Linked DNA regions of Mus musculus: all the other regions are linked to region 3. Evidence: chromatin loops called from intact Hi-C (ENCODE). Cell type or tissue: heart. All regions are shown on one strand.

Region 1 (8,000 bases), 220 kb before region 3:
AGTTATCTTTTTTTTTATTTTTGAGGGCAAGGCATGGAGCTGTACTTCAACCCCTGCTTGCTCAGCACACTTTTTGTAGACTGCGCCCTGACCTAGGTAGGTTGTATCTCATTATAGCAGTAGTTTCAGGTTAAGCTGTACCCTGAGAAACTCCATTCTACAAGCAGAATTTGACTCCCTTTTAAGTCCAAATGCGGGGAGGCAAGAGGACTCTGCACCTTGGTGAGCAATTAAACAACCAGCTTAATAACCTGCATTTGCTCTCCAGGACCCACATGTGTTACTGGCATGTGCATGTATGCATACACACACATATGTGTAGCTGGCACATGCATGCATGGACACACACATGTGTAGCTGGCATATGCATGCATGGACACACATGTGTAGCTGGCACGGGCATGCAGGCATACACACACATGTGTGGCTGGCATGTGCATGCAGGCATACACACATGTGTAGTTGGCATGTGCATGCATGGACACACATGTGTAGCTGGCATGTGCATGAATGCACACACAAACACACACAAGTGCTACAACATCCTCCCATGGATGCCATAAAGAAAAGCCTGTTTGCAGAAGGTGTGGGGAGCCCCACACTGGGAACCATAGACACTGTATTTCTGCATTGGGGTTTCTAGTCCCATTAAAAGAATCTAGAAACAGACTTGAAAGGAAGTGTGATGACAATCGTTTTAGAAATTGAAGAAGAATCATCAGAGGTTGCAGGCTGTGGATTGGGGCAGCTCCCTGGGAGAAGACTGGGAAGAGGAAGAGAGAAAGCCATAGCTGGTGAGCAGCCACGTGGTGAGAGGGGGAGGGATAGCTTCAGAAAGTCTGGAAAAAAGAAATAACTCTGTTTTCCAAGTAACTCAGAAAAGTGGGCAGGCTCAGCAGTGCTCTGTAAGCTTCGATGCTGAGTGAGGGTGTCTGGGAAGGATAAGTACAATAGCCTTATTACACATAAAGGGCATAATTATTCCTCCCATCTCCTTAGCATAGCGCTAGGCGCATCAGCCTCCCTGACAGCCAGTCTCGGCGAGGTGACTGACAGGCCCAGATGGATTAACTCTTATGGGAGTTGACATAATGTTCTAATCTTTGGAGAACACCAGCAGGTCTTATCTCCACCCAGGGCCAAAGGTTCATTCTTTTGGATAGGAGGAAATTGCTTTTCCTCATTGAGCCCCTACAGAGCTGTATATCCATCCTCAATGGCCTTGAAGAATGACATTCCCCCTCCCGTTCCCCCCCCAACAGTCTCTAATCTCTTAGAAGATGGGAAGAGAATGGGAAATAGAAATAACTCATTTTTGTTTTGTTTTTAATGAAAACCTAGAGATCCAGAATGGATTAATGTCCGGACCAGACTTTCAATCACACCTTCCTTCATAGGTGGCTTCCAGAACAGAAGTCAGAAGAGATGAGGATCCAGGGCTCCCTTCCAGCACTCCTGACCAGGAGACAGACAGCTCCCACTGTCCCTGGGGCTTCAGGTGCAGCCTCCTAGAATTCTTCTGGCCCACTCCCTCTCAACCCTTCACATGGACAACCTGACTTAACCACGAAGCTCAGCTCAACTCTGACCCCGTGGCTCTCGGCCTGGTTCAAACCTCTGACTTATCTGATTTCCCAGCACCTTGAACAAACACCTGCAGTGATTCTCTCTGCATCTGCAACAGCCAGTTTCTGCCTTTTTGTATAGACACTGGGAAGCCCTAAAACAGCTACAGCCTCTTTTAACTCTTCTGCAGCCATTCTGTAACCTACACATAGAGATGTATTTACCACAGGGTGTGTATGCGTGACCTTGGAGTTAGCAGTAACTAAGATTGGAATCGAGAGCCTGGTTTGAGCTGGGGAGATAACTAAATTGGCAAAACCCTTGGCTGTGCAAGCAAGCAGTAGGATGTGAGTTTGCTCCCCAGAACCCAGGTAACAAAACCAAGCAGGATGGTGCATGCTTATTGTCCCAGTCCTGGGGAGGCAGAGACCAACAGATCTCGGTGGCCCCTGGCCATCTAGCCTCACCTACCTCCAGATCAGTGACACGCTCTGCCTCAAAAAATACAATAAACAGCACCCAAGGATCAAGACGTCATACTGCTGGCATGCACCTGTGCACAAAGAACCTGTGTTTGCCTGCGCCAGTAGTCAGGGGTAAAGTGGGGCTCCATAAACCCCATGCAGCGTCTCAATTTACTGTTATTCCATTAATTCTGTCACCGTAGAAAGACTACTGTGTTTCTGATAGGAGACATTCATGACATATTACTGCACTTATTGAAAACCCAAGACACGTCCACCGTATTATACCCACAGGCTTTTCTGCTTGGGCTTTCTGCCATTATATAACAGCATCTCTTCTGGAAAACACTCCCAGTGGCTGTTACATTGTAACTTTGGGAATATAACCCATTCAGAAATGAGCACACATATTAAGGGCTTCCCTTCCTTCTGTTGTTTTATTTTTATGGTTGCTCTTGTTTGGAGACTGTTGTCTACCCAGGATCCGGTTGTGTACACACCCTCTTTTAAAAGACCTAAATCCATCTCGCCTCAACAAGAAACAAGACAGGGTCTCTTGTAGAGGAGCAAACAGAAACTAATTGTGAAGAAACTATTTATTATAAGATTTATTACAATGACAAGAGTTTGCCATTCGAAGTGCCCCATGTGTTCAATCCAGGAGACAGAGGGAGGTGTACTACTGTGAGTTCCAAGCTGCCCAGGGCTGCCCAGTGAGGCCCTGTCTCAAAATAATACAAAAAAAAAAAAAAAAAAAGAGTTTAAGCTAGGTTTGCTCCTTTATCACAAAATAATCTTCAACCTTCAGCTCCAGAAAAGTAACTGTAAAAATCAAAGTACAGTTATTAATGATTTCAAGTTATACTATAAGTCCGGTGACTTCTTTGAACATACATAGCCGCTTCTGCAGCCCTATCTTATAGGGGAAAAAAATTCTAATACTTAGCAAGTTAAGACACTCATCCAGCATGGGGGTCTCGGAACAAGATTTAGCTTCACCTCTTCAGGGCGGAACCTCCTAAGAGGTGTGCACAAGCCTTGACATTGCAACCGCTCCGCTACCTGGTATTAAGTAAAGGAGGCCTGAAAGCAACCCATCTACGTGGCTATTTTCACGCGATTGTTAACGAGACCTACAGAGTGAAAAGAAAAAGGAAAGTGGCCAGGAGCTTTTCTGTCTTTGGCGTCAGCCCAGGGCAGCCCAGACGGCCCTCTTTCTAGGTTTTGCTCAACGTACAGGGCAAGAAAAGGCACCACATTCTCGCCAGAACGCCGGCCAATCTCCTGCTTGTGGATGGCATTCAGGGTGCAAACTTTTAGGTTAAAAACTCAGTTGACTGTTGCTGTTTTTAAGTTAACCTTACCAAACAAAAGGTTTCGTGATGGCGTTGTGCACACAAGCCTATCCCAGCGCCTGGCTCACATTCTCCTCCCACTTCCTCCCTGCCTGTACGCCTGCGCTGACAGCAAGGTCGCGGTCGCAGGCAAACTCGCTTTCGGAGTGAAGACCCCGGTCCCCAAAGTTCTGCGGCCGTACGGAGGCGGATGGGCTTAGCAGCGCCCAGGAGGCGGCGCGGGCGAGCGGCGGGCCACGGCGCGGAGGTCAGCGGGAGGAGCTCAGCGCCGCGGGCCGGCTGCGGTCGCTGCAGAGGGCGGTTGGCCCCGCGCCACCCTGCGCACCGAGACCGGTCCCCTCCGCAGCGGGCTTGGGCGCGGGCTGCGGACCCGGCCGGGCAGAGCAAGGCAGGGCAGGGCACGGCGCCGCGGCCCCTCCGCCGGCCGGCGCGGAGCTGGGCGAACGACTTACTGAAGAACAGGCGGTAGTCCTGCGAGCGGGGATGGCCCAGCTCCTCCGTGCGGTACAGGGACATGACGCGGCGCGGAGGGCGGGCGGCGGCCCCCACGCGCCACCCTCGGCCGACGCTCAGCAGCGGCAGCAGCGCGCGCATGGCGGACGGTCTGCGAGAACCGCAGGGTCGGTGCTGGGCCCGGCGCGGCCGCTCGACGGCGCCCCCTGCCGCCCGGAGCCCGCACTGCCTCCCCGCGGTCGGCCTCAAGTGGCATCAAGTCCCACCCTCTTCTGCATTCCTGGGGCCACCTACCTCTCCACTTTGCTCCACAAGCCCTCAGAGGCCGAAGACCATCAAGACAAGGACCTTAGAAGCCCCAGGAATTCACCACCACGCACCCACTCACACACTGTCAGTGTCTGCGGTCAGACTTTGATTACATTAATGTAGCACTTGGTTGCATGCATACCTCCAGAAATTTCTAAAGGAACATCCAAGCCGGAAGGAGGGAGTGTACACACACGCGCGCGCGCGCGCACACACATACACACACACACACACACACACACACGACTATAATGTATAATGATCGAGCGTCCTTGTGAAGACATCTGACACAGATTTATCCTAAATCTGTAATTCCCTCAAACGCCACTTCCTCCATAAGGCCCTTTAATATTTAACCCAAGTACAGGTAACTTTTAACTTCTCTGCAATTGCATACTTCACAAGTATTTCTGTCTGGTCCGGTGGCCACAACTAGTTACAACAGCAGTCTTTGCAGTCTGGTCCAGTAACAACGGGAGCTGTGGTTCTAAGGAAGGAACCAACCATTGCCCTTTTCTGTAGACCAGTTGATTGGGAAGACCTCACTGGAATGGTCTTCCGGACCTCTACCAGTTTCTGCTCCAACTGTGAGCAAGGCTCACATCCTCACCTACTGGGTTCTTTCTGCATCTAAATTGTGACAGTTAAAACCCAAACTGGTTTTACCCAGGTTTCAGAAAGGATCTCTTAGAGGTGCCACTAGCCACTTAGACATTGCTTAGCCTAGTCTCTAAAAAATTTTGACATTAGTGGCTTTGTAACACGTCAACATGATTAGGCGGAGTTGCAAGCTAAGTTGTCCTATAAAAAATGGAAACATTTCCTTCCTGCGTTTATTTCATTGATTTATATGATTCTGCCTATGTTAAAAAAAGAAAGCTTAAAATTTCACCTAAACTTCAAATATTGGATATTTGAGAAAGAAATTCCTACTGAAACAAGGTTCTGGGCTGTCTAATAGTCTAGATTCTTAAAATTAGCATCAAATTCCGGGTATGTGATTTAGGAACATATTACTTTATGGCATTAAAAAGAAATGGCTTGATTTTGAACATATAAAATCTCATCTTTCATTTTCTATAATTTACTGAAATACCTGTGGATCAAAACCGAATATACAATACATGTTATGAGAACAAAGTTGGCTTACTGGTTAATTTTAAAATACAAATTTCTGAAGATATTTATTCAACAATAGTTGTCCATTTCAAATGTAGACATTTGGAACCTAACTCGCTGAATTTCCTCTGTGGACATCTGTCACTATCATGTAGCAAGTGTGGGGGTTTGAATAGGTAAGGCCCCCATAGACTTATGTGTTTGAATTACATAGGGAGTGGCACTATTAGGAGGTGTGGTCTTGTTGGAGGAAGTGTATCACTGTGGGGGCCTGGCTTTGAGGTCTCCTGTATCCAAGCTCCGCCCAGTGTGGAACACAGTCTCCTCCTGACTGCCTTCCAATCAAGATGTAGAACTCTCAGCTTGTCTAGTATGGCTGCCTGCATGCTGCCATATTTCCTTCCATAGTAATAATGGACTGAACCTCTAAAACTGCAAGCTACTCTCAATTAAATGCTTTCCTTTATAAGAGTCGCCTTGGTCATAATGTCTCTTCACAGTAATGATGAAATTAAGACAGTAAGTGTGTGTCTTAATTTTTAATTCTAGGACTTTACAAAACAGGGGTAAAGACAAATGTTCAAAAAGCTCTTGAGCACAGATCCAGAATTTACAAATAAAAGAGAAAACTGGCTGAGCTTGGAGGGTTGGGGTGACTGGTATGTAGCCGAGCTTAGCCATCATTCTGATTTTGTATCTGAGAATAGTGAGGTGTCCAGGAGCCAGTCCAATGTGGAGCCCAGGAGACAACTATAGCATGGAACTTGCAGGACTTGCAATATATTGAATAGCTTTTAGTCTATAGAAATTTAGCTTATGGTCACTTCACAATAAACAAAATACCAGGTTGCTAACATGAGAGACAACCTTTGAGCTTTTCAGATTTTTAATTAAATGGCTTTCCTTTTCCTGAAGTATGTGTGAAGCAGATGCTGTTGATTTTCCAACTAAACAGGAGTGAAAGCAGTCCATGTAAATGGTCAACTCTAGGTTGGAGACCTGAGTGGGCAGGGGTACCCACCACCCCAGACGAGGCCCAGATGATTCCAGTATAAGCTGCAGATGCCAGATACAGAGCTGCAGAGTTTGGTGTTCACCTCCTCAGTTTAGGTCTTGCTATGGTCTCATCATTCTTAACTATGCCCTTACTGCTCTCTGTTGGATTTTGTGCCATTGTATATTAGAAATATGTAACTTTTTCTGCTGGGTCTCACCATAAGAGATTGATTGAGCCCCAGTAGAAACTTTATGCTTATACTTTTGAATACTCCTGGAACATTTATACTTTGGGTACTTCATGAAATGTAATAAATACATTTTGTGTTATAAAATTAACATGAGATTTTTTTTTCTTCCTGGGATAGAGGTGGAATATCATGATTTCAAAGTGACACTTGTCTGGTGTGTTGACAGAATGGACTGATGAGTGTCAATCTGCACTACTGACTAGGTTTGAGAGCAGCAAAGAGACACACATCCAATCATAACTGTGAGATTGTTTCCAGAGATGCTCAACTAGAGAGGAGAAGAGGGGGAGGAGGAAGAGGAGGAGGAGAAGAGAGGAGGAGAAGGAAGAGACGGAGAAGGAAGAGGAAGAGGAGGAGAAGAAAGGAGAAGGAAGAGAAGAAGGAAGAGGAGAAGGAGGAGGAAGAGGAGGAGGAGGAGGAGAAGAAGAAGAAGAAGAAGAATTAGAAGGAAGAAGAAGAAGAAGAAGAAAAGAAGAAGAAGAATTAGAAAGAAGAAGAAGAAGAAGAAGAAGAAGAAGAAGAGGAAGAGGAGGAGGAAGGAGGAGGAGGAGGAGAGGAGGAGAAGAAGAAGAAGAAGAAGAAGGAGAAGAAGAAGAAGAAGAAGGAGAAGAAGAAGAAGAAGAAGAAGAAGAAGAAGAAGAAGAAGAAGAAGAAGAAGAAGAAGAAGAAGAAGAAGAAGAAAGGAGGAGAAGAAGAAGGAGAAGAAGAAGGAGAAGAAGAAGAAGAAGAAGGAGAAGAAGAAGAAGAAGAAGAAGAAGAAGAAGAAGAAGAAGAAGAAGAAGAAGAAGAAGAAGAAGAAGAAGAAGAGGAAGAAGATGCTACGTCTGGCTCTATCACCTAGTCAGCAGCACCCTTGTGGTATCACCTAGTCAGCAGCACCCTCATGGTTTCCTGACTCACAGCCCCTGTCACTGGCACTGTCAGACGCCCTGCTCATGACATACATCTGCTTCTAGCTTGAGACATATGTCTGCTTCCGGCTCATACTGGCTTTCTTGAGGATCACTCTGTTCTCTATGTATTTACTGCTGACCCCAGAACAGCCGTTACCCCTGAATGTTAAGTTTTGTAAGTTTCAGTTCCATGAAAATTCTTGAAAAGATGGCTCAACTTGTTAGGCTTCAGCTCTGGATACCTTGGAAGGACAAAGTATATATTAATATTGGTCCAAATGAAAAGAAGAATGCCTGAGAAGCACCTGAAAAAATGTTCAACATCCTTAATCATCAGGGAAATGCAAATCAAAACAACCCTGAGATTCCACTTCACTCTAGTCAGAATGGCTAAGATCAAAAATTCAGGTGACAGCAGATGCTGGCAAGGATGTGGAGAAAGAGGAACACTCCTCCATTGTTGGTGGGATTGCAAGCTTGTACAACCACTCTGGAAATCAGTCTGGCAGTTCCTCAGAAAATTGGACATAGTACTACCGGAGGATCCCACAATACCTCTCCTGGGCATATATCCAGAAGATGTCCCAACCGGTA
Region 2 (8,000 bases), 410 kb after region 3:
GAGAGATATCATAACAAAAGATTATTCTGCTCATAACCTACAAAAACCAAATATTCTCAGAGCAAATACTTTTTCAAAAATGAGCTATCCAATTTCAAGTATAGCTTAGTATGCTTTTTCAGAGAAACAAAGAAAAAGTAAATATTTATGAAGGTCGTCTTCACCATTAGGTAGAAACATATGAAATGTATTTTATAGAAAACATGGCTGAATATCAGAAAGCACAAAGGGTTGACTTTCATGTACTTTTTTATCTCCACATGCTCAGTCCAGTACAAAGAACTCAACGGCACTCAACACTGCTGTCTCAAGGCACACACTTTTCCACTACTTTAGTTCTGTAAAGGCAACTGCAACAGTGAGACAGTAAGAGTCCCTTTCACGTCAAGTCAGTCAAGAGTACTCTGAAGCACAGAGAGCAAGGTCCTGACTGCTTGTCAACAGATACTGACGCAGTATTTTCAAACTGCATCTGGAATTGAGGCAGTGAACATAAAATTCAAAAGAGAAAGATCTTACCATGCTTTCCCCTAGAAATATCCACATATTGGCACAGTCTGGGGTGGGTGATGGTCTTAAGGATTTGAAAGCGACCTAAGATTTTGATGGAATTTGGTGTGAGAGGAAGTCCGTTGCTTCCACAAACATCATGTGGGAGAGCAGAGGCAAAGAAGGTAAAGGCGCCCATCTCAGCATCCTTCAGAGGAAACATTTTGTAGTCTTGGATCCTTTAAGATGATCTACAAAACGAAAGAATTTTATGACACAATGAGCTAACATTAATCCAGTACTTTCTCAATTTAAAATTAAAAGTCGCCGGGCAGTGGTGGCTCACGCCTTTAATCCCAGCACTTGGGAGGCAGAGGCAGGCGGATTTCCGAGTTCGAGGCCAGCCTGGTCTACAGTGAGTTCCAGGACAGCCAGGGCTACACAGAGAAACCCTGTCTCGAAAAAACCAAAAAAAAAAAAAAAAAAAAAAAATTAAAAGTCAACTTGGAAAAACAATACAAAACAACCATGATACTCTGAGAGCAAGTATTTTTAAAAAAGTCAGTTTAAAAATTTAAAGACAATGTTTGAAAGAAAAACACCTAAGCACATGTTTATATTGCAGCTCAAAATCAATTTCAAAGGTTTTCAATAGCGTAAAAAAGAGAAGAGTTAGAAGATTTCATCTTCCCATTCAATTATCCCTGCAACTGAGGAGGGGTGTGCTGTTGCTTTGCTGTTCTGCTTTGTACAGGGTCCTCACCTAGCCCAGGCTGGCCTTGAACTCCTAACCCCCTGCCTTCACCTCCCCGGGACTTGCTTACACACATGCACCACCTTGCAGGGCCACGTAGCCATAGAAGGGGATGCATGCTTTCTCCAAAGAGAAACCAAAAGGCAAAAACAGAGGAAGGGGGTTTGAAAAGGAGAAAGGTTAAAAATATATCTAAACACACAATCTACTAAATCAAGCACACTTACCATTGGAGGGAAAGAATGAACCTGAATTATCTTTGATATTACAAAAAGGTCCATGGTCATGACATTGAGGGAAGGAAAAAATGTGACCTAGCACACTGTGTGGGTTTGCACTGAAAAGTAATTATAAATCCCTACTACCATGAACATTTGTTTTTCTGCACATAGATTAAACAACACACTTAGGAACTATGACTAATTTTGACAATGTATAAGTAAAAGTCCTGCTAAGGAAAAAATGCAGGTGTCCCTAGACTACACTAGGAATTAATGATAGCACTATTTGCTAGACTTCATCAGCTAATTAGTCATAACTTTTTGTTTAAAGATACTACTTGCTTTCAAAACATAAAAAGCCAAGTACTAATAGCCATATGCATTTGATGACTGACCAGGAGAGAAACCCTAGACTGCCTCAATCTGGTTTGACAATTGAAATTAATGTGTGCTCTTTATAATAAAAAGGATATACACATTAGTTCCACCACAGATCGGTTATGCCCATCCTGTTTTTACGAAAAGTTTTGATGCAAACCACTTCATATCCAATGCACACCTCAGACTTGCTCTACAAGAAGCCTGTAGAGCACAAGGCTCCTCTGTTCATTGGGAGCCAAATAAAGTCTCCCATAGGCTTTCAGAATTAATGGACCTGAAAACTTGGTAACACAGGCGAATTTGTTTTCTTGGTGATAAATGGAGAGAGCCAGTGCTATTCTCATCATAATAGAGGAGTCAAAACACATACTCAAAAGTTCATGTGAAAATAGTTATGACCACTATTCTGAATCTTGTCGATACTGTGAGCTAGCTTAAGTCTACTTGAATCTTAACTTCTTATTCAATGAGTAGATGCAAAATTACAGAAAGTTATATCTACATAGCAGGCTTGAAGTCATAGGAAAGGTGAGACATAACCTCAGCATTTTAATATTTAACTTTTACAATGATATATTAGATTTTCCGTTATAGACATTAAATAACATACAACTGAAAAATCAGACAAGTGTTTATGACTCAAAAAGATAAACCACAAGCAAGAAAACAAATTTCAGTATCAGTCTATCTCTCTGGTGTGCATGAAGCTCACGAACAAAAAATTGACACACACACACACACACAGGTGCTCACACTTGGTAACTAGAAGAGAGTGAAAAATGAAAACGATGAAGTCAGAGATTACAAGAGAAAGCCATGTAGGCAGGTAGTTGGCTTGGAAAATTTACTCAGGGAATACTTTGAAACTTCTACGTTAAGTCTGACGTTTCTGTAGCCAGAACACTGAAAACCACAAACATGGCCTGCACCTATAATGAACAAGACACAATGTAAACTCTTAAAGAGATTGGAGATGACTCACGTGAGTCGAAAATGTAGAAGAAGAAGAGGAGGAGGAGGAGAAAAGGGGGGAAAAAAGAGGGGTAGTGGGGAGACGTGGATTTTATCCAGAGTAAAATCGTATTTGCATTTCTAAGACTCGGTGAACTTGGGCTTCAGGGAGAAGGAAGTTTGGAGACAAACACAACAGCAAGCAGCTCCACAGATTGGTTCTATGGGTTCCTGCAGAATGGCCGGGTCACTCACAGTACCTGATTGTCCCACAAGTCCCACCCACTAACGCCAGGCAAGCGGCGACACCAGAATACCTGCCTGAATCTGGGGACGCAGAGATTGGGGGGTTGAGCTCCTAAGCGCGGAAGCTATGCCTGGCAGTGCTTAGTGGGCCGTGTCCTGCATTTCAGGCGCGTCTACAAGAGGCCGCCTAGGGAAGGTGACAGCCGGAGCGACACGCCTCCGTCCGCGCGGGCCTCCCGGGTCCCCGGCTCAGAACCCGAGGGTGAGCGCGCACCTCGCTCCACTGACAGCGCCCAGCACCCCCTCCCCCGCCGCCGCCTCGGGTCGGCCACTGCTCATGACGTCACATCGCCGAGACGCAACCCCGGGGGAAGACCCCAAAACTTCCGGCCGCCTGTCCCTTGCCCAGACAGACAGCCAAATGTAGCGAGTGAGAAAGAAGTGAGGGAAGATCGGAGGGAGGGAGGAAGGAAATGGGAGATGGGAGCTCAGTGTGGTACAGGGAGAGAGCTGGCGCAGGCAGCGGACGGCCGATGAGCGGTGAAACTGTGAAACGCTCAGGCATTTATCAGGGACAGCCTCCTGGGTCCTTTCTCGCTGCCGGGGACTGCGGGAGGCTGGCCCTTCCTTCTCCCGGCTGAGGCTGCTCAAGAGCTGCGGTTGGGTCACCGCTTCATGTGAGTGTCCCGATCCAGAGTTCTTCCCTTTCTCACCCGGGAAAAAGAACCTGACCTTCTGTGTAGTAGTGGGAAGCGCGGTCAAAACCTCCACCCACGTGCCCCCTTTTGATTCAACTTAGTTTGGGCAATGAATACGTGGCCGAGGGAGAGCATGCTACTGGAGGCAGGGGGTGAATGCATTACCTTGTTTCCTTTTAAGTGAGAGTGCAAAGGATTTCCAGTGTTTGTACGTGAGGACGGGTTGAAGAAGGAGATTCCTTGATTTCAACAGATATTAGAAACACCAGCTACCACTATACTCCCGGCAACAGTTTAGTTATTGGGTAAAGATCCATAAACTAAGTAGAAATGACTGTCAACGAAACGGACAAAAATCCCAGTCGTTGCCTCTCGGCTAGGGCTTATTGTTGAAGTACAGCATTAAAAGTAAGGTGAACACTCTGTATTTTAATATTGATATGTTTTACTTATGGGTATGTGTTCATGCCCGAGTGAGTTTTTGTGCAAAACTTGTGTGGAGGTAAACGCGGAGGCTAGAAAGCATCAGACCCCTGGGACCTGGAGTTACCTGTGATTGTGTGCTCCTGTGTAAGTGCTGGGCCCTGAGCTTGGGTTCCCTGCAACAAGCACTAAACGCTTTTTAGTGTTGGCATTTTATACTTAAATATTTTAGATTATAAGTACTGCACAGAAAAGGTATTAAGCCATAAAAAAAAAAAGGTAGATTATTTGACATGGTTGCCAGAGAAGGTTCTCAAGGAAAAGATGGCTTTCTAGGAAGGAGGTGACACAAATAGAATTAACAATAGAGAAAACCTTCAAGAAGTACAGTCAGTCATAAGGCCAAGCCATTGCGAAGGCCATGCAACAGAAACTTACCAAAGTATGAAGGGGTCTGACCAATGCCTGTGGGCTCAGAACTGAGAGAGGGGATTCATGATGCAGACAGAGAGTGTGGGCTAATCAGGGGGAGTGAAAGCCATAGAAGGTTTTCCAAGGCCAAGTAATGTTACCCAGCTTCGTTTTAAGAGGGTTACTCCATAGCCCTCTTAGACTGGGGGCAGAAGTGAGAAAGGAGATCAGTTAGGAGGCTTTTGTTTTACCTCAAAGGGAACATAACAGTGTCTTCAATAAAGGTCCTAAGTGTCCAGTCAGGTCTTGAGTGTGTTTCCCAAATAATGAAAGCATTTAGGCTTTGGGAAACATTTTGAGTGAATTGTGTGAATTTCAGAATGACAAACATAAGTTAAAATCATGGTTTTGCCGTATAATAATTGGATGAATCCAGACAATACATATACTTTCTCCTGGTGTATAAAATGATATCTTACATGGTGGAGAGTAAATGTCAATGTCAAATGTCCATTAGTTATTGTTCTTATTTGCATTCTTGAATTGGAAGTAGGCGTGATGGTGTGGTTGAAGTGATTGGTTAACTTATTTTAAAAATGAAATGATAAAAGATTGTTCACTGTGATAACAGGAGGCCTAGCCAAGCCTTTTGCATTTTATGTATGTCTTCTACTGGGAGAAAAGGTTTTGAATTAAGTCATAATATTAGAAAAGCATGGATTATCCCTTCATAGTAATCAATTTTACTTTCTCCCCCCATTGTCATCATTTAATATGGCTAGAACTTCCTGTGTCTTCATCAGTAAAGAGAAAAAAGGGCTCTCCAGTAAGGGGATAAGAATCTAGAATAAATAGGAGCTTTCACCAGAAACAGCCTCAGGTCTTCTATGGGTTTTAGCAAGGCTTGGTTTAAAAACTTAGCAGTGGGATCAATGTCAGTGAGTGTTTATGGAGCACATTGTCCTCACATTTACCAAAGTATTTACTTGTCCTTACCTTCTGACTTGTGACATATGTGTTAAATGGCAACAGGAATTTAAAGTGGTCTAAAGGTACCATGTTGCTGTAGAATATCTTGGCAATTAGATTGTGAAGCAACTGGGGAAATGTTTGGAAGGCAAGACTGGAATGAAGGGAAGAAGAGAAAAAAACATGATTGCTATTAATTCTCACATTTATATATCTGAAACTGGGATGTATTTTTAAATTATCTACATCTTCAGACCACTCTAGATTACCTTCTGGTAACATAGTTTTCATTGTGTCAGCTATGAATGTCCTCATAAATGTTAATGTTATTCTGTTGTGTGCCATGTTGGTATTTAGCTTATTAAGTATAATTTTTATTTTATGTATACTTTTAGTGATTGTGACTTAGAGTCAAAATGAAGTTACTGTGTATTCAGAAATACAAGAAAACAATGTAGTAATATAAAGCAACAATCTAATTCTAAATTTAAAAAGGTTTTCAGTGAACATAAATATTAAAGTGGTTTACAGGTTGTGACCCAGCTGTGTGGCTGTCCACTACAGGAATGTCCAAGAAGGAAGCTCGGAGTTGTTGAGCTCATGAGACTAGACGTTTCAGATGGTCTTAAATATGCACCAAAGTTCCAAAGAGTAGGTTCTACTGCCAGGCAAGGGATGGATTTGCCAGTGAGAGTTAGCGCAAGCAGGCCAAGAGAGTGAGCTGCCATCTTCTCTGTGTTTATATGGGCTGCCAACAGGCATGGCCCAAATTAAAGGTGGGTCTTCCCACCTCAAATGATTTAATTAAGAAAAAAAAGATCCTTTATAGGAGTGCTTAGCCTCTTGGGTTTTTTAATTGCAGATATAGTCAAATTGACAACCACGAATAGCATTCAAAATGTGTCTAATGGATCAAGAGCATTAGAGCAAATGAATCTACAGTGTGTAGAGGAAGTTCAATTATATATGCTATATGTATGAATGAAATTAAAATAGTAATATGTTGTATGGAGTAGTTTTTTACTTGATGGCATCATAGATTTGATGAAGCTGAGTGTTGAGAAGTATTATATTTAAGAAAAGTACTTTTTTTTTTTATACATAATTGTGATTCTGAAGTAGTGGAATTAGGGATCCAGAGAATAGAGGGGCATTTCCAAATTTCTGTACAATTCTTGTGCTAAAAAGTAAAATGAAAACTGCACATGAAAATTTGGTTTTCAGTAACTTTGAAAAAAAGTAAAAGTTTTCTAACTTTCATAACCTGGTGCCAGAATGGTTGGGAGTTAAACGAAATCACAGGCAATTTGAATGAAGTAGGAATTTCAACTAAGGAGATTACTGAAATAACAAAGCAATACAGGAAAGATAGGAATCTCAGAAAGTCGTATCTTAAGTCATGTCTTACTCTTTGATGTGTACTCTAAATTCATGCATTTGGTATTGTATGTACTTAACCATGTAATTCATTGCTCTCTGTGTGTTTCATGAAACATCACAAATTGGGTCAAAAATCTCATTTAACAATTTCATGCCTTTCCAATGTTTTTATCATAATTTTTTTTATTAGTAGTAGAGAAAGCATCAGTAATGTACAAGAATATGTTTGATGTGTTGCCTTCATGCCCCTTTTTTTCTTGCTCTTCGTTCTTTTCTGAGCAGGTACTGTACATACAATGAAGCATTAAATCTATTTTCATCTCGTATTTTTAACAAGTTACCATAAAAACTAAATAAACATCTCAGACCATCCAGACAATGCAGCCCCAGTCAATGCTGATGGGTGCTGTGTGCTTCAGGTTCCGGCTGTAATTAGAATGGAAAATGCTTGGTAATTATGTGTGGAGAAATGACAACATGCTCATTACAAGAACTAGCTTGAGCATCAGATAGACTTGAGTTTCAATCCTCATTTACTGCCTCTACTACCTGGGAAAATTAATTGCAGTTGTCTTCTGTTATAATGAGTTGAAATATTCATGAATGATTCATGTACTTAGGCAGCAAGTAATATTTTACAAGAATTATATGTTATTCCTATTATCATGTATGAGAAGTGTGCATATCAGAATAATAAAAGCTTTGAATTCAATAAGGAGACTTTTTAAAAAGATATTTTTATCTTAATGTGTGTGTGCCTGCATTTGTGTGTATGCACCATTGCGTGCATACCTAGAGCCTGCAGAGGCTAGAAGAGGGGTTCAGCCTGGAACTGAGGCTACAGGTGGTTGTTGAGTATCCACATAGATGCTCGGAATTAAACCTGGGTTCTCCAGTCCCAAGGAGACTAAATATTTTCAAAGTAAGCCTGCACTTTGTACTACAGTAAAATAAAACCACTGTGGAGTGACTAATATAAAATAGTAAGATGAGCTCTAGATTAACAGGCAAAAGTTTAAGTTTTCAGTATTGTTAAAGTAGCACCATCTCCCTAAAGAGAACCATATTTATTTTCCT
Region 3 (8,000 bases):
TGCTATGTAATTCTGTCATCACAAATGAAATGCCCATAAATTAGGTAACCTATGGTGTAAGTCTACAAAATTTGTCAACAGCAATACTCTAAGGGGAACCTCAGAATTAGTTCTTTTTCTAAGACTTAACATGCTGTGCACCCCTGCCATAAATTACTGACATCTTTCAAACCCAGTTCTGCACATGGTGGAATGTTGTGTGTTTGTGCGTGAGCGTGTGTGTATAAGAAAGATTTAGAGACCACTATTCTAAACTATCCAGCAACTTCCAATTTCCCTTTTCTCCCAATACATCATGGCTTCTTTAAAGCACAGATGCTCATCCTGCAAATCCATCCAGTGTTTTTACTGAGCTCAGCCCTTCACCCTCCTCAAACTAGCTTTATTAGCCCAGTCATTAATAACACATTCCTCTATAGTTCCTCCTTTTTCCTCAAGCACTATCTATCTGTCTTTACTATTCTCACTAATGACATCATGTTTTACAGCTCCCAACACGGAAGTGTTCCTCTGACTTGTTCCATCAGAAAAGCTATAACAGTACTCAGATAGAACCTCTTCTGTATTGCTCAGCTTAGAAATTCCATGACTCCATTTATCAACCTCTGACCTCAGGGGTTTATTTACATAATATTAGGGCCAGGCCCTTCTTTCTCTCTCCCTGACATTACCTTTAATTAAGCATATATTATGATCTTCTAAAACATTTTATAAATAATTTTATTTAGTTCATTAACAGAAAGCTTCATTTTCAGCTAGTGAAATGTGAAGTCTGCTACACCATTCTCTATGACTACAATCAACAGCCTCCTTCTTTGCAAACTATATCTTCCTTTTTTTTTTTCCTTCTCCACTGTTTTAACTCAAGAAGATATCTGGGGTATTATAAGACAATATTTTTTTTAGTTAATTCCCTCCCCCCCCTTCTTTCTTGCTCCTATTTCTTTTTCAAACCAAAGAGAAGCAGTAGGTGGCATAAACAATGTACATGTAAATAGAGAACAGGAAGATAGATGAAAGAATATGTTAAGTGTGAGTTTATTTTAAAAACCTAAGCACTGTTTAAAACAAAGAAAGGAAGAAAATGAATACTTATTACTGTAAAACTATCAATAACCTAGGATGTGGCAGTGATAGCTAGCGCTGGTGGGAGGGATGGTTGGGGCACACCAGGAAGTACCTGTAGCTATGCAAGACACACTGCAACTGCCAGCCTACACAATAATCTCCCCGCATCGCTTACCTCTGTTTATGGCAGTATGCTATTCCCTTCCTGTTCGGCTTCCACTCTAGAACAAGCCGTTCCGTGACTCTCTTCCAGTTCTCTAAGCATCCTTATCCCACTGCTCTAAGGTTTACCTACTGTGTAGACATGCTTCTATTTGGCATCTTCTCCCGTCTACACCCAAACAAGTGCCACTGAAAGAAATACCATATTCTCTTCCAGGTTATTAGTCCTATCTAGCATGCTTCACACTTAGCATTCTCATGCTTGTTTGGTCAACTCACTTCCCATCTTTCCAGAAAGAACAATTACATTTTCCTACTGAACAGGACCTCTTGCAGCCTCTTGACTCTTTATTTCTCCAAGTCAGTTTTAAGTCCAGCTTCCCTTTTCCAAGTCCCCTTCTAGCTCTAGCTACTCTCCCCTATTTTAAGATCAGGTGAATACAAGAGGGATACTTTGTATTTTTACATTTAAGTTGGTATTGGACCTCTCTTTCCCTGGCTTTCTCATTCTTGCCACTATTGTTCCAATGCTCTGTCTTGCTTTAGTCTCACTACCAATTTGTTCTTCAGCAGTCATGAGCATTTTGTTGTCAAATACCATCTCAAGGCAGATGACTCTGTATGGTTTTTCTCTCACTTCCTCTTATTTCTCTGTTACTCTGAAAACAATGACCAGACTATTATATTCAGCTAACTCACCGAAGTCTAATATTCTTGTCTTTTACTCTACACAGTTCTAGTCACTTCAGCAAAAGGCATTCATGAAATGCAACTGTCTTTTCCTCTCAACATAACTCAAACACAAAAAAGCAAGACAATCGTCTATTTTATGGGTAGGGATGTGTACAGTGCTCTGACCTGCAACATTCACTTTCTACTCTTTCATTTGTCTTTAATTATTAATCTCACTAGTGTATAGCTTTTATGAGAGCAGAAGTTTATGAAGGGGGAATGTGAGGGGGAATGCAGGAATTTCCCTGGCAAGTAGCATTTCACAGGTGTTTTTAAAAAATATTTATTGAATCAACTGGATTTTTGCCAAAATGGTCCTTTTCAAGGCTGCTGTGATGTCCCCAAACAAAATTGAGCACCCCTACCTAAATAGATGCTTTCTCTCAGATCTCTTTCACCCTGCCTACTAGTTTCAAACAAACTTCTAAGTTGATCACCTGCTAGTGCATGAGATAAAGGAAACTGCAGAGAGTGCAATACTCATTACAACACTCGAGACCATCCCATTCGTGTTTCTGCAAGATTCTGTAATCCTTTCCAATTAACTTCTTCTTTCCATTTAGTGCTTCGCCTTTGGGGAAGTCTGGAAACTCAGGATGTAAAAACCCCAATTCCAAAACAAACCCAAGCGCTAGAGAAGCTAAGGAGAGTCAAGAGACACTTCGAAATGCCAATTCTTTGATGGAATCAAAACACACTGGGGGCGGCCTCGAATAGGGGTAAGTCCTTCTCAAGGAGGCCAGAACAGAGATGTAAAACGGGAGCTGTACAGAGGTCTCCGGAACCCTCGGTCAAAGGTCTTGGACAATTCCACGGTCCCGGTCCCCCGGGCCACCGTCCTCGGCGCCCTCCTCACTCAGTCCTTCCAGACTAGGAGGAGCGCTCAGGCGGAGCCACGCAACCACCCCGCAAATTATGAGGTCTCCCCTCCAGCAGGGAGGAGACCGACAGCCCACGGAGCTCCGCTCCGGCCGCCCCTCGCGGGGTCTCGAGCCTCCCCCCGAGGCGCCAGGAAGCGGGGACCCTCGTCACCACTCACCGCTCCGCCCCGCCACTCGGTCGGTTCCCGGTAGCTCTCTTCGAATCCGTCCCCGCCCTCACCAGCTTTAAGAAGAGAGAAACAAAGGTTCCCGCAACAGGTCGGAAGGGGAACGTTTCCGAGTGAGACAGCAGGAAGTGACGTAGGGCACTCCTTCCGGTCCGCCGGATTATGAATGGCGTTGGGCGGGGGACGCGCAGACACGTTGTCTCTTCCTTCTTTTTGCCCCCTTTCCCCTGCTCAGGGCCTCGCTGGGAGGCGAGTGCTCCTCCTCAGGCCGCGGCTTCCAGAAGTAGCCTCGGAGTCCCGGCTCGAGCTGGGCGGGAAGGCGCGGTGGCCCGCGTCGTCGCCCGCATGCTCCCGCGCCCTCCCTGCCTGGCCGCGCCCCTGCGACCAGGTAAAGAGGGCGCTCGGGCCGCTCGTCCCCCCGCCGCCTCCTGAGATCCGCGCTCGCCCTCAGGGGTCGGCGGGGCTGGGCTTGGAGGCCAGGGTGGGACCGGTGACGGCTCGCAGCCCTTGAGAGTCTTGCCAGCCCCACATTCACCGCAGGCTTTTGCTGTGGGTGCAGATGGACGGGCTTCGCGCCGTTCCGCTGAGTGACGCGTGGGCCCCTCGGCTGCGAGCCATCCCTCTAGTCTTTTCCCTGCGTGGGTAGAGCAACAGGGCAGCTTTGCCTGGTAGGGGGTTGTGTGGTCGTTTTGAGTTAAGTGCAGGAAAAAAGACCTCTTGGAGCACGACTTAACTTTCCCCAAAGACATAGTTTTACGTCGCAGCCCTTCCTGATTGGACGCTGTACATGCGTACTATTTTACAGTTAGGATCTGCTGCATTTGGGGACATTTGCTATCCCCACCAAAGCAGCGTTGCCCTTCCATTATTAGCACGAACAGAAAGCTTGAGTTTGCACGAGAACTGCTTTGGCTTAAATTAAAAAAGAAAAAAAAAAAAAAAAGAATACCCTAATACATACCTCTCTAACTTTGACTGGGGAATTACACCACCCCATCTCCATCCCCCGCCATACTCACCACCAAATCCTTTGTCATAAATTCCTTAAGGTCAGAAAAAATAAACGAGTGTATCTCGTACCACATTATTGCTAAAGATGGTGGCATTTGTCAAGTTTCCCTCGTGCTGTCCCACAATTTAAAAAGCAAGAACTGGAAGTGACTTTAAACATGTAAATATGGTCTTGAAATGCCATGAGAATAAACTGTTACAATACAACTGATTTGCTGTCATATTTAGTAGATCAAACTTTAAGCTATATGAGTGTTAAACTGCACTTTGAGGAGCATACACTGCCATTGACGCTGCTGAAATTGTGACTCAATCATTTTAAAGAGGCCTAACTTCAAAAAGGAGATTGAGGTTTGAACGTTGTTCTATAGTACTAATGAAAAACACCTTTAAACTAGTAAGGGGCCATGAAGGGGTGGGCTCTCAAGGAAGGGAAAATGGGATGCAGTGAGGTCCGGGGCCGGGGGAGTGGAAAGAATACTATGTATTTCCCCATTTCAAACAAAACTAAAAGCTTTGTGGTTATGGACTTAAGGAGTTTTGTTTTAAACCTCTTATGTTTTCTAGCTTTTGTTTCAACAGCACATGGTTTTAAATAAGCACAAACAATAATCCATTTGGCCTTATTAATAGCAGTAATTTAGTAGCCATAAAAACATTTGGGACTTACCCTGGTGTCCATCAGTATTTTAGACTGTTGCCTGGTATGTGTTGTTTTTATCCTTGAATGCAAAGTGACTTACTGGTTTCTTCTATGAACATTTCTTGGGAGGCAGGAGTTAAAAGCTTTGTAATCATAAAATAAGTATTGCTTGCTGAGGTAACTCAGTATTTTTTTCAGGCTTGATGGTATTTTCAGCATTTACATTTTATGCTGTCCTTCCCTGTTAACTGCACGTATTATGACTTAATAACAACAGACAGTTCTTTGAATCTCCAGAGAGATTATATATTCTTCTATAACTAAGATTTCAGTAAGCATTTCCACTTCCAAACTTTTCTTACTTAATAAAAATTTCTTGCCCTGGGATCCAAATAGCTAATTTTAATCATGGGTTAACTGCCCCTGAATTATAATCCTACATTACATAGTATGAACTCTAAAAGCTGTATTTCTTTCTTGGACTTTTAACTAGAGGTAACTGACTATTATTTATTTATGAAGAAGCACTTTTAAAAATCTGTATGGTAATAAAGTGGGGTCTGTAACCAAATAATGCTGCTTTGTTTAATGTCTAAACCATGAGCTAAGTTGTACATTCAAAATATTGAAGATTGTCTGATGCAGAGAATTGAGCAGCTTTAAATTTAGATTTCAATATTTGAGAGAAATCAGTAAATGTTCATACTCGTTAACTATGTCAAACTTTTTATTTTATAAAATATAGTCTGCTAATATGTATATTGGCATAAGAATTCCCAACAGCATTTTATGACTCCTTGGGTTTAAAACCTCAGTATTAAATTTATCAGTGTTTGTGGTGCAGCACATTTAAGTTCAACATAGTCCACACATTTTGTTGGAAGAAGTTTTCAAATAAAAAGCGCGAGTTGGATTTTTCCCATTAAAGTTTATGCGTTTTAATAGTGTCCTTAGGTAAAGAATTTGTGCATTTTAAAGAATAGTAGGGGGTGAGGTCTAACTCAGTGACAGAGTACTTACCCAGCATGAGTGAGGCCTGGCATTTGAGCTGTAGCACTATTCAAAACAAAATAAAGAAGGTAGGTAGCATTTTTCCTCAGGGCTCCCTGTCAGTTACCATGGCACAGAGGATGGAAGGTGCTGCTGCTATTACTGCCCTCATTCCATACGGGAGAAAATGAGGGAAAGTTGGTTTTTTTTCCATTAATTTATTTATTTATTCACTTTACATCAGGATTGTGCCCCCACTCCTCAGAGTCTCATCCTTACAAATCCCTCCCCTCCCCACCCCTCCCCTTCTCAGAGAAGGGAGCCCCCTCTTAGGTACCAGCCTTCCTGGGACATCCAGTCCAGCAGTACTAAGCGCAGCAGTGTGGGTGCTAAGTGATGAGATTTTGGTTCTATTTCAAAGAAGGAGATAGCAGGTGTGAGAGATGAAGGAATTGGGTGAGACTTTAGGCTTGGAGGTAGGTGAATGGTGTTGCTATTTCATCAGCAATGGGGCCAGGAAAGAAAAATGAACACATTTAGAAAAATACCCAATTGAAATGTCGAGCCTGGAGCTCAGGCAAGATGTGCCTGAAATAAATGTAGGAGTCGGATAATATTTAAAGCCATTGGCACTGCAGAGCACATAGAACAATGCTGTTGAGATGTGGCTTGTGTACTGGTAATGGGCCATGAAATCAGTCAACAGTCATAACGTAAAAGAAAAGGGAAAAACAGCATAAATAATCAGATTTATTCCATGCAATAGAGTAAGTACTCATGACATTATATCAGGTTTTGCTGTTGCAATTTTCTGGCAGGAAATATTATATATATATATAAAGCCAGTCACTCTCTGAGCTATGTCTTAGCCTTTTGGATTTTAAAACAGCCCCTTCTTAAAATCTCCAAGCTTGCTTTGAATTCACCACATAGTCCAAACTGGCCTCAAACTTGTGATCCTCCTGTGTTACTAGATTTGAGCCAGAAATCATTGAGGGAGCTGAAGAATATGCAGTAAATGGAATCAAGAAGCGATGACAGAGAATTGTGTCCAGTGTTAAAAACTGGCAGATAACTAATGCTTGACATGGAGGTTTAGGAGGGGGGCATCCTTACTGAAATTTTTTGTTTTGTTTTGTTTTTTGTTTTTTCGAGATAAGGTTTCTCTGTGTAGCCCTGGCTGTCCTGGAACTCACTCTCTAGATCAGGCTTGCCTCGAACTCAGAAATCCGCCTGCCTTTGCCTCCCAAGTGCTGGGATTAAAGGTGTGCTCCACTACTGCCCGGCACTGAAAATATTTTAATAACATAATTTCTGATTATTTTTATTTTGATAAGATTGTTCCTACTACAATAAAATGTGCTTTAATTTAGGCTATATTCTGATAGTATTAATATTTTCTATTTATGGGTTTTTGAGACAGGTTCTCGTTAACACAGGCTGGTCTCGAACTGGCTATGTATTCTACCATGACTTTGAACTCCTGATTCTCTTTTCCTCCACTTTATAAGGGCAAATAGTATTTATTCTAGAGAATTTTCTGAGTGTTTTCAGAATAGATCCCTTTAGATTCAGTTACTACTTTAGGTTTTTTTGAAGCAGGTTCTTTCTTCAGTCTTCACTGTCCTGGAACTCACTATGTAGACCAAGCTGGCCTTGAACTCACAGAGCTCCTCTTGCCTTGAATGCTGGGATTAAAGAAGTGAGCCATGCTTGGCTAATATTTCTTAATGTAAAACAAAATAATACAAAATACTCAGCAATATTTTGCTGCATAACATAACTTTTGCTCTGTCATGAATTGTAATTTATTGTTTAATATCCTGACCTTGCCAAATATCCTGACCTTGAACTTTGAACACAAAACATTCAAATTGCTTTTTAAAATTCTAGTTGATAAAGAAGTATGTTTAAAGCTGGGCAGTGGTGGCGCACGCCTTTAATCCCAGCACTTGGGAGGCAGAAGCAGGTGGATTTCTGAGTTCCAGGACAGCCAGGGCTACACAGAGAAACCCAGTCTTGAAAAACCGGGGGAAAAAAAAGAAGTATGTTTAATTTTAATATTTTTATTCTCTCTCTCTCCCTCCCTCCCTCCCTCCCTCCCTCCCTCCCTCTCTCTGCACCCCGCTCTCTTTTTCATCTTGGCTCTTTCTGTCACAGAGATCTGCCTGCCTCTGCTTCCCAAGTGCTGGGATTAAAGGCATATGCTGCCTAGCCTAGCAGCTTTTTTTTTTTTTTTAAGAGTTTAGGTTTAAAAAAAAAACCAAAAACTGATTTCTCTTTTCTTATGTAAAATATTTTGTCAAAGCCAAGATATATTAATTGGAATGAAAATGCAAATAGCCT

Evidence for each region. Peaks named below come from ENCODE experiments on the same cell type or tissue, not always from the same donor. Only the 100,000 strongest peaks of a DNase experiment are listed, where the experiment ranks them.
Region 1: it touches region 3 in a loop (7-fold over the local background); 3 of 42 quality-filtered maps call a loop at or near these places.
Region 2: a loop joins it to region 3, with 4 times the contacts of the local background. A loop is called at or near these places in 5 of 42 quality-filtered maps.

Annotation. Positions count from the first base shown.
Region 1 is chr3:133,306,119-133,314,118 of GRCm38, reverse strand. Ppa2 (pyrophosphatase (inorganic) 2) reads right to left here and starts at 4,009. Exons shown (of 12, transcript NM_146141.2): 1 at 3,838-4,009. The coding sequence starts at 3,979. In heart, a CTCF peak has its summit at 4,058 (motif pointing left); DNase peaks (open chromatin) are centred at 3,498 and 3,988; H3K4me3 peaks cover 1,535 bases; H3K27ac peaks cover 1,491 bases.
Region 2 is chr3:132,679,512-132,687,511 of GRCm38, reverse strand. Aimp1 (aminoacyl tRNA synthetase complex-interacting multifunctional protein 1) reads left to right here and starts at 3,633. Exons shown (of 7, transcript NM_007926.2): 1 at 3,633-3,719. The coding sequence starts at 3,718. It overlaps Tbck (TBC1 domain containing kinase), which reads right to left and starts at 3,368. Exons shown (of 26, transcript NM_001163455.2): 1 at 3,118-3,368; 2 at 520-740. The coding sequence starts at 712. In heart, no CTCF peak of the experiment used is centred here; DNase peaks (open chromatin) are centred at 3,401 and 3,651; H3K4me3 peaks cover 2,502 bases; H3K27ac peaks cover 1,631 bases.
Region 3 is chr3:133,086,978-133,094,977 of GRCm38, reverse strand. Gstcd (glutathione S-transferase, C-terminal domain containing) reads left to right here and starts at 3,153. Exons shown (of 12, transcript NM_026231.3): 1 at 3,153-3,398. It overlaps Ints12 (integrator complex subunit 12), which reads right to left and starts at 3,123. Exons shown (of 7, transcript NM_027927.4): 1 at 3,002-3,123. In heart, a CTCF peak has its summit at 3,003; a DNase peak (open chromatin) is centred at 3,067; H3K4me3 peaks cover 3,233 bases; H3K27ac peaks cover 2,756 bases.